Linked DNA regions of Mus musculus: region 2 is linked to region 1. The links are chromatin loops, found by intact Hi-C in ENCODE. Cell type or tissue: heart. All regions are shown on one strand.

Evidence for each region. Peaks named below come from ENCODE experiments on the same cell type or tissue, not always from the same donor. Only the 100,000 strongest peaks of a DNase experiment are listed, where the experiment ranks them.
Region 2: a loop joins it to region 1, with 8 times the contacts of the local background. A loop is called at or near these places in 4 of 42 quality-filtered maps.

The regions. Positions count from the first base shown.
Region 1 is chr3:83,413,135-83,421,134 of GRCm38, reverse strand. No RefSeq gene overlaps it. Among named protein-coding and RNA genes, the nearest start is that of 1700028M03Rik, 160 kb to the left of the region's middle. In heart, a CTCF peak has its summit at 4,388 (motif pointing left); no DNase peak of the experiment used is centred here.
Region 2 is chr3:83,597,494-83,605,493 of GRCm38, reverse strand. Gm40076 (a long non-coding RNA gene) reads left to right here and starts at 4,407. Exons shown (of 3, transcript XR_867381.1): 1 at 4,407-4,925; 2 at 7,478-7,896. In heart, a CTCF peak has its summit at 3,819; no DNase peak of the experiment used is centred here.

The DNA.
Region 1 (8,000 bases):
TCCACTATTTTTGGAAATTTAGTTTGTTCCCCCAAACCAAAGAAATATATCATTAAATTATTCATTTAAGATCTCTCAAATTTCTTGATGTAGGCATTTGGCACTAAAATTTTTTCCTCATAGGACTACCTTCATTGGTTTTGGCTTGCTGGACTTTCATTCAATTCTAGAAATTTTCAAATTTCTACCTTGATTTCTTCAGTGACCCAGTTATCATTTGACAGTGTGTTACTAGTTTCCTTGGCTTTATGTACTTTTAAACTTTTTAACCCTGTTGATATCTAGTTGATATTTATTCTAATGTAGTCACAAAGAATAAAGGTTAGTATTTCGATTTTCAAATATTTGTTGAGTTTTTCTTTGTGTTCTAAAATATGGTCAGTTTTGGAAAATGTTACATTGCCTACTGAGAAGAATGTACATGCTTTAAATTATTTGGTGTAAATGTCTGTTTGACACACTTGGTTTATGATGTCATTTTATTACAGTATTTCTCTGTTTAGGTTTTGTTCAAATGATCTACCTAGTGGTGAGAACGGAGTATAGAAATCACCCCTTTTTCATGTTGTGATTAATCTATCTGTTAACATCTAGTAGTATATTTTTAATGAAATTGGATACTGTTATGTTTAAATGATAGAATTGTAATATTCTTTCAGTGTATTTTGCCTTTGACGAATACATAGTGGCCCTCCCTATCTCTTTTGACAAGTTTTGCTTTGAAGACTATTGTACTGCTGGTTTTGTGTGTCAACTTGGCACAAGCTGGAGTTATCACAGAGAAAGGAGTCTCCCTTGAGGAAATGTCTCCATGAGATCCAGCTGTGGGGCATTTTCTCAATTAGTGATCAAGGAGGGAGGGCCCATTGTGGGTGGTACCATTCCTAGGCTGGTAGTCTTGGGTTCTATATGAAAGCAAGTTGAGCAAGCCAGGAGAAGCAACATCCCTCCATGGCTTCTGCATCAGCTCCTGCTTTCTGACCTGCTTGAGTTCCAGTCCTGACTTCCTTTGGTGGTGAACAGCAATGTAGAAGTGTGAGCTGAATAAACTCTTTCCTCCCTAACTTGCTTCTTGATCATGATGTTTTGTGCAGGAATAGAGACCCTGACTAAGACAACTATCTTGTCAGAAACAAGAATTGCTACACCTGCTGTTTTCCCAGATTCGTGTGCTTGGAATAATCTGTTTACACCTATTTACCCTTTTATCTATCACTGATGACAAGGCGCACTTCTTGGAGGCAGTAAAAACAAAATCATGTTTTCAGATTCAATCTGCAAATCTGTGTTATCTTATGTCAGAAATGAGACAATCAATACTCAAAGCTATTGAACAATAAGTCATAATTCCTGTTATGTACTGGTTCTATGATTCCCTGTGACCTACTCAGATAGAATCCTTCTTTCCCATATGTTCTGGCTTGGGGAGGTCATAAATTTCTTGTATCTGTTTTTGTCAAGAGAAGCTTATATTTCTCCATCAGTTTTAATGCATACTTTAGCTGTTATCTTTGAGAAGCTGGAAGATAGCTCTCCAGCCCTTTGGGCTTTGAAACTTTCTATTGATTATTGAGTGATTATCTCACAAGACTGACTTTATAAATACTTGAACTTTGTTCTTTTCAGCTTTCTCTGCTATGTTTTAATGTTCTAATTATAATATGCCATGAGGAGTTTTGTTCCTAGTCCTGCCTATTCACCACTCTCTAGGTGTTTCATGCTTAAATGGCATCTCTTTTTTAATGGAAATATCTCTTCCATGTCTTCTATGTCTATATCTTGGTATGTCTTCTTCTATTAAAATATTCTGAAGGTTATGTCTTTTTCCTGCTGTCCCAAGGTTTTCCCACTTTCTGATCATGTAATTTATAAATTTATCATTGACCTTTGCTGAGTGAACCAATTCCCCTACCTTTCTTTCTGATGTTTCTATTCCATATGATCCATTCTATTGGTGAGGCTTTCCACTGAGGTTTATAATTGACTTACTGAGTTTTTACTTTCCAAATATCACTTCAGTCTATCTTTTCTTCTGTAATTTAAGACTTTATTAGATTCCAATTACAGATTACGTGTCCACTTCTTGGTTCCATTCATCTCTTTGCTTTTGTTCTGTTGTAATATATTCATGTCTTTTTTGAGTTGTTAACCTAGAGTCATAGTCATTATCTTGAATTCTTTGGAAGTTCTTCAAGGTTCTTCTTTTATTATCTATTCATTCATTCATTCATTCATTCATTCATTCATTTTTATAGCCTGACCACACTTTCTTCTAGGAAGTTCTTCAAGGCAGTTCCCTTCCTTCCTTCCTTCCTTCCTTCCTTCCTTCCTTCCTTCCTTCCTTAATTTCTCTATCTATCTACTTATTGTAACAGCTCAACTGCAATTTCTCCTCCCTTCTTTTGCCCAGTCCCTTCCTTCCATCCACAACTCTTCCTCAGTTTCTCTTTAGGAAAGGACAGGCCTCCCACAGTTATTAACCAGCCATATCAAGTTGCAGTAAGACTAGGCACCTCCTTTCCTACACAAGGCAACCCAGTAGGAAGAAAAGGTCCCAAAGGCTGGCTGGCAACAGAATCAGACACAGCCACTGGTTCCACTTATAGGGGTCCCCCAAGAAGACTAACCTACATACACAACTGTAACATATGTAGAGGGAGACCAGGTCAATCCCATGCATGCTCCCTGGTTAGTGTTTCAGGTTCATTGAGCCCTTACGGGCCCAGGTTAATTGATTCTGTGGGTTTTCTTTGGTGTCCTTAATACCATTGACTCCTACAATCCTTCCCCCTGTTCTGAGGGATTCCTAAAACTCCACCTAACATTTGGCTGTGGGTCTTTGCATCTATTTCCATCAATTGCTGGATAAAGCCTCTCATAAAAATTGAACTAGGAATATATACAAAGAGCTCAAGAAGCTGAATTCCAAAAATTCAAATAACCCCATTAAAATAGGGTACAGAGCTAAACAAAGAATTCTCAACTGAGGAATACTGAAGGGCTGAGAAGCACTTGAAAAAATGTTCAACATCCTTAATCATCAGGGAAATGCAAATCAAAACAACTCTGAGATTCCACCTCACACCAGTCAGAATGGCTAGGATCAAAAATTCAGGCGACAGCAGATGCTGGTGAGGATGTGGAGAAAGAGGAACACTCCTCTATTGCTGGTGGGATTGCAAGTTGGAAAAACCACTCTGGAAATCAGTCTGGCAGTTCCTCAGAAAACTGGACTTATTACTACTGGTAGATCCAGCAATACCTCTCATGGGCATATACTCAGATGTTCCAACTTGCAATAAGGACACATGCACCACTATGTTCATAGCAGTTTTATTTATAATAGCCAGAGGCTGGAAAGATGTCCCTCAACAGAGGAATGGATACAGAAAATGTGATACATTTACACAATGGAGAACTACTCAGCTATTAAAAACAATGAATTTATGAAATTCGTGGGTACATGGATGTATCTGGAGGATATCATCCTTAGTGAGGTAACCCAATCACAAAAGAAGTCACTTGATATGCACTCACTGATAAGTGGATATTAGCCCAGAAACCTAGAATACCCAAGATACAACTTCCAAAACACAAGAAAATCAAGAAGGAAGACCAACGCATGGATACTTCATTCCTCCCTAGAATAGGGAATAAAATATCCATGGAAGGAGTTGTAGAGGCAAAGTTTGGAGCTAAGATGAAAGGATGGACCATCCAGAGACTGCCCCACCCGGGGGTGCATCCCATAACGCCACCAAACACAGACACCATTGCATATGTCAGCAAGATTTTGCTGACAGGACCCTGATAGAGTTGTCTCCTGTGAGGCTTTGCCAGAGCCTGGCAAATACAGAAGTGGATGCTCACAGTCATCTATAGAATGGAACACAGGGCCCCCAATGGAGGAGCTAGAGGAAGTACCTAAGAGCTGAAAGGGTTTGCAACCCTATAGGTGGAACAACAATATGAACTAATCAGTACGCCCAGACCTCGTGTCTCTAGCTACATATGTAGCAGAAGATGGCCTTAGTAGGCTGCCAGGGCCAAGAAGTTGGAGTGAGTGGGTAGGGGAGCAGGGCAGAGGGAGAGTATAGGGGACTTTTGGGATAGCATTTGAAATGTAAATGAAGAAAATATCTAATTAAAAAAAAGAATGAAACAAAACAAAACAATTGGACTAGGCTCCAATCTATGAGTATAGCAGAATAAATATCATTAGTAATAATTTCATTTCATTGACTTTAGGGTTTGGTTTTGTTGTTGTTGTTTTGTTTGTTTTGTTTGTTTGCTTGTTTGTTTCCACTTGTGTTTGGTTCTATCCTAGGTCTCTGGGTTATCCAGCTTCTTGTTCCTGGCCCTCCAGGCAGTGTCAGGGCTGGGCTCCCTCTAGTGGCTTGAGTCTCAAGGTGGACCAGTCATTCATTGGTTATTCCCACAATTTCTGTGCAACCTTTTATCCCAACACATCTTGTAGGTAGAACACATTGTAGGTCAAAGGTTTTGTGGGTGGGTTGGTGTCACAATCCCTCCTTTGGAAGTCTTGCCTTGTTATAGGAGATGGCTAGTTCTGGCTCTGGGTCTTCCATTGCTAGGAGTCTTTTGGTTTCATCCTCGTAGATTTCTAGGAATTTCCATTGCAATAGGTTTCTAACTCCTCTCAGAGATGCCCCCCACTCCTGACTTCAGTTGCCTCTCCCAGTACTCTTTCCCTCCATCAACCCTCCACCTGATCCCTCTTGTTCCTATCCCCCATCTACACTATGCCCCCACCCCCCCCACACACACACATCTAGCAGGGATGTCTATTCTATTTTCCCTACAAAATGAGATTTGCACATCCCTCCTTGAGCCCTCCTTGTTACTTAGCTTCTCTGGGTCTATGGGTGCATTATTATGGGGTTTGTAATTTTTGAGGAAGGCTAATGTCTTGGATGTCTATGTGGTTCTTGTTTTTGCACTGGGACTTGTGCATCTAGGGCTAGTTGTATGAGTCAAGGTGTGGATGTGGAGCTGATGGTTTGGGGACTTCTTACATGTTAGATCTCATGGTTAAGGGGACTGAAGAAGTGTAGGCTCAGGACTCAGGTTCCAGTGACCACTTACCTGTGGGGCACAAGGAGCTGTGGGGTAAAGACGATTAGGCTGAGATATTCAGGACTTGAGGACACTTTACCTGTAGGTACTAGGATAAACGAGAAAGTCTTGGACTGAGTGGAGACGTCACTTTATTTTTGAGATGGGGATCTCTTGTGAAAGTGGGGGCTCACTGATTTGGCTAGAGCCCTAAGAGCCTCCTGTCTTTCCCCCCAAGCACTGGGGTGATAGATGTGTACCATGTTGCCTGGCTGTCATATTAGTGCTGAGGGGTCAATCTCAGGTCCTCATGTTGGCACCGCATAGCAGTTACTTTTCTAAGGCTGTGATAAGACACCGTATCCAGGCAGCTTACAGAAGAAAGACTTTCATTGAGGTTCTGAGTTTCAAAGGATTGGAGCTCTCATGACAGGGAGCATGACAGGGAGCATGACAGGGAGCATGGCAGGGAGCATGGCAGGGAGCATGGCAGGGAGCATGGCAGGGAGCATGGCAGGGAGCATGGCAGGGAGCATGGCAGCAGGCAGGCAGTCGCTGAGAGCTTACATTCCGAACCACAGCACAAAGCAGAAAGCACTAACTGGAAACGGTACAGGGGTGGGGTTTGAAGCCTCAATCCCACACCCATCCTCAGTGACAAACCTTCCCCAACACCATACCTGTTATTCCTCCCCATATAGTTCCATTGTCTGGGGGTTAAGTATTCAAGTAAATAGATCTATGGATGGCATTCTCATTCAAACCACCACACACAAACACACTGAACCACCCCTCCCCCACTTATGGCTCTCTACTTTCCTAGGCACTAGCTAAAGACAAAGGAACTGTCTTTTACACTCAGAGCATCCAGCTTTCTTCCTAACATAGAGGTTATACTTTGCTGATGAGGGAACAGACTGGGATGTTTGATTCTTCTGCCCCTCATGTAAATACATGTTTCTTCTGTTCTACAGATAACCTCGACACAGGTAAGACTCCAAGTTCATTGACAGAAATACTCATTTCAGGCAAACACAGTATCATGCAAATGAATTAAAGCAGAGATGTAGAGTTTGGAAGCAGCTTCAGGACAGGTGCTCCATGACGATCACCAGGAAAGGGTGAAGGGATCTAAAGTGTGTTTGTGTATTGATATCTCGATGCAAGATGACTTCCATTGAAAGTAGTCTGAACAGGGTGGGGAGAAAGAGGCCAGCATGAGTGTGATAAGTGGTGCTCCCCATTTATAACTAAATTTGGACATGTTTGCATAAAAGCAAGAGTGATATGAACTTGGCTAAAGTGTCTTCAGCTGGGCAGACATGGGGAAGTAGAAGAAGGCTTCACTCAAACAGGATGAAAGAAAGAGGATCAGATGTGGTCATAGAAATGTTTGGAAGGTATGAGAGCTTAACACAAAGGTACTGCTCGATAATTTATTTTCATTCTGCGAGGTCAGTAGATTTCAATGTCGTTAATCTAAGGGTCATTCTGCATACTTCACAATATTTGAGACACCCAAAGACATGTTTATATTGGATCTGACTACTGATAATAAATGCTAAAAAATTGTATCTGACATACTGAAATAAGCTAACCAAGAAGAGTGGACTGTTTTATATTTTCCTCTTTGATGTTTAGCTTAATAGATATCTGCTAGATTTTCATATATGATTCTCATGTCTATTTCAACATTGCATACCATACCATGTAGCCTCTAGGAAACCCTACTTATATGCATAAGAAAAAGAATAAATAATTGAAGTGGTATTTAATAATTACTTATGAAAGTAAGTTTGATTGTGGTTATAGTCCTAGAAGAGTCTTGTGGGTGGGGTCAGCACTGTTTACTATCACAGCAACAGTGACTTCTTTTCTTTTTTTTAAAAAAATTTTTTATTATGTATTTTCCTCAATTACATTTCCAAAGCTAGTCCAAAAGTCCCCCATGCCCTTTCCCCACTCCCCTACCCACCCATTCCCACTTTTTGTCCCTGGCGTTCCCCTGTACTGGGGCATATAAAGTTTGCAAGTCCAATGGGCCTCTCTTTTCAGTGATGGATGACTAGGCCATCTTTTGATACATATGCAGCTAGAGTCAAGAGCTCAGAGATACTGGTTAGTTCATAATGTTGTTCACCTATAGGGTTGCAGATCCCTTTAGCTCCTTGGGTACTTTCTCTAGCTCCTCCATTGGGGGCCCTGTGATCCATCCAATAGCTGACTGTGAGCATCCACCTATGTGTTTGCTAGGCCCCGGACTAGTCTCACAAAAGACAGCTATATCAGGGTCCTTGCAGCAAACAATTGCTAGTTCATGCAATGGTGTCATCATTTGGAGGCTCATTATGGGATGGATCCCTGGATATGACAGTCTCTAGATGGTCCATCCTTTTGTCTCAGCTCCAAACTTTGTCTCTCTAACTCTTTCCATGGGCGATTGTTTCAAATTCTAAGAAGGGGCAAAGTGTGCACACTTTGGTCTTTGTTCTTCTTCAGTTTCATGTGTTTTGCAAATTGTATCTTATATCTCGGGTATACTAAGTTTCTGGGCTAATATCCACTTATCAGTGAGTATATATCATTTGAGTTCTTTTGTGATTGTGTTACCTCACTCAGGATGATGCCCTCCAGGTCCAACCATTTGCTTAGGAATTTCATAAATTCATTCCTTCTAATAGCTGAGTAGTACTCCATTGTGTAAATGTACCACATTTTTTGTATCCATTCCTCTGTTGAGGGACATCTAGGTTCTTTCCAGCTTCTGGCTATTATAAATAAGGCTGCTATAAACATAGTGGAGCATGTGTCCTTCTTACCAGTTGGAACATCTTCTGGATATATGCCCAGGAGAGGTATTGCAGGATCCTCTGGTAGTACTATGTCCAATTTTCTGAGGAACTGCCAGACTGATTTCCAGAGTG
Region 2 (8,000 bases), 180 kb before region 1:
ATTGTCCCACATGATTGTAAAATAATTCTAAAATGACATCTTCTGAGTAATAATGATAGGTTTGGATCTCAAGTCCTCCCTCCCGTTTCTTTCACTCTCCTCATAGAGAAGTTGGTTTGTGTTGATTCTGAGGTGTTTGGGATTTGCCATCAACAGCTAAGAGTATGTATTAAAATGACAATTGAAATATGAAAAATATATTTTCTATAGATCACATCTTAATACATACTGGAAAGAACAAACAAGGGGCCCATTTATGAAATGCTGGGGTAACACAAGACATCTTTCTCCTAGAACACTTTAGGAGTTAAGGATACAGTAATATGCAGAATCTTAGACTAGCATATGCTGGGACACAGAAAAAGCAAGCAAGCAAGCAAACAAACAAACAAACAAACAAACATTCACTCAGAGTGTGCATGCCAAATTATTTTAGCCAGTTTCAAAGACATTTGTAGTGAAGTTTATTCTCAAAAGGAGATTTCATAGAACAATGCTGACATGCTTGTTTGATAGGCAAGAAAATCGAATGATATCACAGACCACTCAATTGGTTACTTGGTAAGATTCATTGAGAAGCAAAACTGTTGAGTTTGAGTTGTAAGTGAGGCAAGTGGTAAGTGATTCGGAGCTTATGGTGATAGGGAAATGCTTGTAGTTGCTAGAACAGAATAAAAACTTGCCGATACAGCTGATACTGTGAACAGAGACACAGGTGTGCTGAGCTCAAGTATTGCTATTGCCATTTTGGAGTCTTCATAGGTTTTTTTTTTTCTTTCTTTTTCTTTTCCAGCCAGTTAAAGACCTAAGAGTCAAGAAAAGTCTCTAGTACAGAAGGTCGCGGTGGGGGAAATCTGAGACAAAGTAGTCAGAATCACCCAAGAAGAAAGCTTTTTACTATTGGTGAGGAAAGAGGAAACCAGAGAGAGAGAGAGAGAGAGAGAGAGAGAGAGAGAGAGAGAGAGAGAGGCAGAGAGAGAGAGAGAGAGGCAGAGTGAGAGAGAGAGAGAGAGAGAGAGAGACAGAGAAAGAGAGAGGCACACAGAGTAAAAGACTCTCTGCAAACACAATGAAGGGATCTGGAAGCCAAGACCCAATCTTTCCTCAAGGACCAGGGCTTTAAGAGTCTTTGAGAGGATCGAGTCTTTGAGGGGGTTGAGTCTTTGAGGGGTTGTTTTCTCCCAGCTTAGGCTTCGTCAATTTGACAAAGGCAGAAAGGCCAACTGATACACAATAAGCAAGTTCAAGGTCTGGCCTTGAACTCCAGCAGGCCTTTGTCTTAAGTCAGGAAGATGAAGAAGCCAGCCATCTTAGAAACCCATAATCTTTATTATCTAGTCATGGCTCCTCTCCAGATCTGTCTGCCTGTCAGGGAATCTCTCCAACCCTCGCCCTTCAGTATTGCCTAGGAACAGTTAGTGCTGAGGACTCACTCTGTGAATAGTGTTTGGTTTGTTCATATCAATGTTGTGTGGTCCTTTCCACTACAATTAACGCTTAGATGTATAAATGTAAACCACAAAGCCGGCTACTTTGTCTGTTTGGTTCTTCATTGTACTCCAGGCGTTTTTAAAAGAATGTGCCACAGAAAAGATGCACAATAAAAGCCCTTTGGAGTGAATTCACACTGCATTTGTGCTTTCTTTGTAATTTAGGGGAGTTTTTTTTTTATTGTTTTATGACTTTGGGAGAACTTTATGTCGAAGAATGTCCAGCATGCTTTTATGTTGTATCTACTTAAATGGGATGCAGAGAAGTGAACAAGATTCCAGCCGTGTTAGTTTTCATTGATGTACACCCTGCCCTGGTTTACCCAATGTTGTAATGGCTTAGATGTGGTCCTGATGCAAGGTCACAGTGAGGTGTCTGCTACAGAAGAGGAAGATAGAGAAGATAAGAAAAAAGGGCAAAAATGAGAGAGTTTGGAACTGAGGTCAAGATGATGAACTTCAGGTGGCTCTGACAACAGTGAGTTGAAACTGGTCCTTGAAACCCTGTGCACCTTGAATTGTCAACACAAACTTATTAGGGAAGAAAGGCCTTGAGGGCCTGGAAAGATGATGTAAGCGAGGTTGTTCTGCAAGCCTAAGAATCTGAGTTCAAATCTTCAGAACTCGAGAAGTTAGGTGTGGCCCTGTGCATGCTTTTAATCTCAGGTGCCGTTGAGGCTGGAGGGAGACAGGAGGATTGCTGGGACTTGCTGCCTACCAGCAAGGCTCCAAGTTTAGTGAGAGACCCTGTCTCATGGGTAGAAAAGAGAGATAGAGCAGGGCACTCAACATTCTAAATCATCTTAGATCAGGATGGCCCTGAATCTATGGAGTGCTGTCTTTCTGAGAATGGAAAAGAAGACAACACAGCGCCTCAGCGGGGAAGGCCATGTGTAGAAGGAATAGACTGGAGGACTGCATTCACGAGCCAAGAAACCCAAGACTGAGGGCAGTGTCTTGAAGCGAATCCCCTTGAGAGTCTCCAGAAGGAGTCGGGCATGCTGATGCTTTGATTTCAGTGTCTGGCCTCCAGCTTTGCCAGAGGAGACATATCTGTTGGTTTCAAGCCCTTAGTCTGTGGCTGGATTTCACAACCATAGGAAATAAATGCAGATAAACAGCAGGCTGCTTCAGACCCCCAAGAGAGTGACCTTCACTTGTGGATAGATGCTCTCTCTCTCTCTCTCTCTCTCCCTCTCTCTCTCTCTCTCTCTCTCTCTCTCTCTCTCCCTCCTGCTCACCCCCCTCGTCCTCCTCCTTCTTTGAGTGTGTGTGTGTGTGTGTGTATCTGTGTCTGTGTCCTAAATGGACTAACATCCTAGAAAATAAAGTCAACACAAAGACGCTAGAAAGCCACAGTATACCAATGGTGTCAGATCTCACAAAATACATTCCAAACACTAGGCCTTGTTTCTTCTCTCCAGGTCATTGGTCACCACCACATGCCTGCCCTCTTTCCCACTGAACACACATGCAGCATGTGTTCGTGTGCTGTACAGGGTCTGCTTACAGTGCCTTCTAAAAGTGCCAATGAGCTGACGCCTTAAGGAAGTTTCTCCAAATTGTTGCAAACACTCGAAGCCAATGCTAGATTGAGTACTAGTCACTCACTGGCTGACAGGATCCTCTGTCCCTAGCCTTGCTCGTGGCCAAGGTCCATGTACTGTCCCACAGTTGTGGGTACTCTTCTGTGAAGAAGGGGCACTTTTTAATGCAGCTGCCCAGAAGTTAACGATGGAAAGGAATGTATTTTCTCCTAAAATATAATTTAAAAAATCTCAATTTAAAAATATGTCCAAATATGCACAGAATACGTAAAATACCAAATAGTCACTCGGTAAGGGTAGTGTTTGTGGAGGTTTATTCCTGGTGGAAGATTCGTAAATCAGTTCAGCATGGACTCTCACAGTCTCCTCTTGAGAGACCTATGCATTCTTCCCCTGTCACAATGGTTAGAAAAGGTTCTTTATATTCCTCATCCCAACTTAAGCCTTGGGTTGAGAAACACTAGCGTTTTCATGTGTTTAAGTCCGAGTGGCCTCTGAAGGGTGGAGTGGCATATTACTTTTCATTTCAGCCATTCAAAAGAATTAGTTTTGCAGAAGAGCATTTGTTCTTGCAATAAACTGAACTAGACCTACTTATGCACTTGAGAGAAAAAAAAAAAGATCGAAAGAATGCAGAAGAGCCAGGAATCTGTCAGCTCAATAATAGTGGTTGACCAAGTTCTGGCATTGAATTTGGAGTTTTGTGAAGGGCTCATGGACTTTGGGACCAGAGCTGAGTCTTATAAGAAGCAAGTCTGGCATGCAAAAGCTCTCAGCCTGGTGGTGGCGCCGTGTGCTCTGTGTCTAGGTCCAGGGGCTTTCAGCTCTGAGCTTCAATCACCACTTGGGTTGGTTTCAGAGGTCACAGTGCTTGCTTTTCTTCCAGGGTAAATGCAAACTGTCTTACAACGAGCCAGTCCTCTGTAGAGGACCAGCATCCTGCAGGCTTCTTAAGGAAACTTCTTTAAGTTGAGAGTTCATTGATTTAAAATGGTAAACTAGGTTTTCAGTGGATTGGTAAGGTTGCTACTTGGCCAGCATTCGTGTCTCAGCCATGGGTAAGATGGGACTTTGCTGTGATATTTTCATGTTTTGTTCATATACACTGAGGCCCTGTGTGGTAGACATGAAAGACTTGGGAGGTATGTCTACATAGGCTCAGATCCTATGTTCTATCACTTCCCAGCAGTAATGACCTTAGGAAAGAGATTTTCTGCACAATATGGAGGTCCCTTTTCCAAAATTCTTGAGATCAGAAGTTATTCAGGATTTTTTTTTGGGGGGGGGGCGGAATACTGGGATGTTTGAACAGGGTTTACTGGTTAAATTTGCTATCTCAAAAATTTTTTTTGTTTGTTTAATTAAAGTCTAAAATTCTCCCAAATCCAGAAGTTTCTGGCACCAGATGTTGGACTTTGTGTGCAGGAGTGCTCCATGTGTGCCTGACTCTCTTCCCCTTCAGCTAACTAAAGCATCTGAAGAGAGGGTGCATGGGGCCAAGGGAATAATGTGACTTGCACATGTCACAGGACCTAGGTCTCGGAAGGCTCAAGCCTCGATGTCTGCTAAGTTCCACTCGTGGATCCTCGCATGCTGAGATCTCACTTCTGTTTTAGATTCAGTTAAGACTTGTTTCAATTGTAAGTACCGGGGGTCCTGAATATTAAACAACTCAAGCAAGGTAGCGGTTTCTTTCTAGGAGAAGGATGACGCAGTATAGCAAAGATCATCTTTTGCTCCTGAGTCTTCGATGACTTGGGCAAGTCTTGAAGCTTTCTTATTTCAAGTTCCTCAGGTTCTCTCACATCTGCCCTAGCTCCAACCAGAAGAAGAGTCAGCATGTCCCTGTTCTTGTTAGCAAGGATAAAGAAACGATAAAGGAAAAAAGGTAAGCAAAGCTTTCCCCAACACATTAAAGTACTCTCATGCTCTCCTTGCTAGCTAAGACGGGGGCACGGCGCTACTTGTAGCTGCAGGATGGGCTGGTGTGTGCTCAGCTGACAGCTGAGGTCTGGGTTCCTGTGGAAGATGAGGGTGTGATGTCCAGCCACAGACCCTGTTACTTGTGTCTAGTTACTATTGTCTGTATAGATGTTTTCCACTCTGTGGCCATACCTAGTGGACGTCCTCCTGAGCAGAATCTCCTGGGGGAAGCCTGCAGTGCTTCCTCACTGCCACTGTGGGAGACTGGCCTGAAAGTCAGTTTCCATGTCCTTTATTCCTCTCCCCTCTCACGCATTCGTGTTTTGGGTTCTCTTATACCCCCTTCCCCCTCAATAAGTCTGCAAAATGACATGGACATATGTCGTTTTGCTTTACCCAGGGTCTTTAAAAATTGATTAATTAAAACTTTTAATTAATTATTAATACAATATAAGTCAGAGCCAAGAAATCAAAATGATAAAAGAAATATTTATTGAAAACACTTCTTTCTTTGGGGTCCTTGTGGCCAGATGTACCTATAGGACTTCAGTTATCTATCTTTAATTTCCTTTGCTTTGGGTTTCTGTCATGGCAGCAGCCAGAAATCTGAAAAAATACACACATTTCATTCAAAATGTACAAGAAGCCGGGCTCTAGATCTAGAAATATCACAATGTAACTGACATGGCGTCTCATTTGCCATTGCTATGATGAAGGCTTTCTCAAGGCTGGCTACCTGGGAATTGTCAAGCTTTTCATCAGAATAGAAGGCAAAGCATTAAAAAACAAAACAAAACAAAACAAACTACTGTGCATATAAAAATATATACAATTGATTATTGGCAAATAGCTACAGGCAGGAAAATGCTGTTATATACAGTTGGCATCCAGTATAGATTATGTTTCCACATTTAAATGGGCTCTCAAAGGTAATAACGTATGGCTCACTGTTACTCCAGAGTTGATCAGGATGCCAAGTGCATTTTAAAAACTATTCCCAGAGTGAGCCGGCAGTTGATTACAGCACAGGATGGGGTTGTCTTACTAGCTGATTTGCTAGTAATCAGGAGTTGAGGTTCAAAGGAAAGTGTCGGTTAAGAAAATAATTGTGTTCTAAAAACTTCATCCTGTTTTGAACTTAAGCACACATCCATGGAGATGGTGGAAATACTCTGACAGCTGTTGGTATTGAAAATGACTTCTAAAAGGGTTAGGCTTGATTCATAAGTGCCTCTGCCCTGTCTTTGTCCACATCTCAGTGCATGCTTTGCTCACCTCTCCTCCTTTTCTCTTCTTGCTTTATTCCTCCCAAGTTCCCTTTCAGAATCTCTCGGTTGGAACCTAGGGTAGAGCCAAATGCTGGTATACATCCTAAGCACATCGTATAGGTTCTGAATTGGTTCTGAATTGGGTGTCTCTAGTTCTGGACAACTGGTTCATGTTGTGGGTGCATGTGAGGCAAGCGGACATCCGTGCTCCGTCAGCTCCTCAGTCAGCTCCTAGGACCATTGTGTGGCCACCTGAGAGTATCAGCAATGGTCTTGGCAGGTGCTAGGATCTAGTGGATGGAAAGAACTCTGTGCTTAGGAGCTGGAGTCTTGTCCTCAGCTCTGTGTGGTCTTGGGCAGATCCTGTATGTTCTCTGACATCTTTTCCCTCATCTATTAAGTGGCAAACTTGGACTATGCAATGGCTAATTCCTTTCCATTTCCAATGTTCATGATTCAGAAGACTCAATTTGTTCCAAGGCACATACAATCCCACTTAATGAAGGCTGGATTACGATAGAATTCCTCTCCACACTTGTAAAAGGAAAAAAAAAAGATACTTTGTTTGGAGTTGGAGGAACAGAATGGGTACTGCCTTTGGTGAAATTCCAGCTTTGGGAGTTTACTAAACATTAGCGGAGGCATGTGATGAGTAGAGATCTCAAGTCTGACCTTTCATCTTAAATAAGATGTGATCAGTCCCAAGATTTACGCATCTTGAAAACATCAGACAGCTGCGGAGTCCAGTGAGATTCACTTGAAATCAGTGAACTCCACGGCAGGAACAATCCCACAACTCTGTTGTTAAGTGAGAGTTGGTATGCCGACTAGATAGGTTTCTGCCCCAAATGTCACTTCAGCCACCCATTGCCAGGCACCATAATGACCCCTGGCCTCCTTACTCATTGAATGGATGCTTATAACCAGAAACCCTTGGACAAAGCCACAGCATTTGTGACTACATTTAGTAACTGGAGAGAAAAGAGAAAGGTAAATGAGGTCTTTTACTTAATGAAATGTTGCTATTAAAAATTAAACCCATAATGTCCAGATATACAACTTATATAATGAGAGCTTCAGCCTCATATATAGGGGCTCCAGTTGGAGTTGTTTGTCTGGGATATGTTAGTAATTCGCTAGCTGTAGTGGGTACAGTAGTTTAAAAGGTAACCCACTTGTGTTATTCTCTAAAAGAAATTACAACAAATTCCACACAACCATTTAATATCTTCTTTTGTTTGAATCTCAGAGATTTAAAGAGGCCAGAGGATGATGTACAAGTTGCAACTAAAACGCCAGGATCAAGTCCCTGGGGCTGAAACACTGAGTTTGGTGTGTAAAGTTATCTGGACTGGAAGGATCAAATGTTGCAACAATGGATTATGAGAGTCAGTTTGGCTGGGTTTGGGGCCAACCGAAAGCAGAGTTGCTGGGCATGCCTGTGAGGGATTTTCTTGATCAGATTAACTGGGGTTGGAAGAACTAGGCACCAGCCTTGCCTGCCTGGACTACTGAAGTACAGCAAGGACCCTGAGCAGGAGTAAGCCCACCTCTGTTAGTTCACGTCTCTCTGCTCCTGATTGTGAGTGTCATGTGACCAGCTGCTTCAAGTTCTTGTACCCTTGGCTTCTCAGCAGTGACGAGCAGGCTGGAACAGGGAACTGTAAGGTAAAATGAACCCCTCCCTTGCATGGCTTTCGTCAGGGTATCTTAGCACAGCAACAGAATCAAAACCACAGCATGATGAATGAAAAGAACATCTGTGAAAAAAT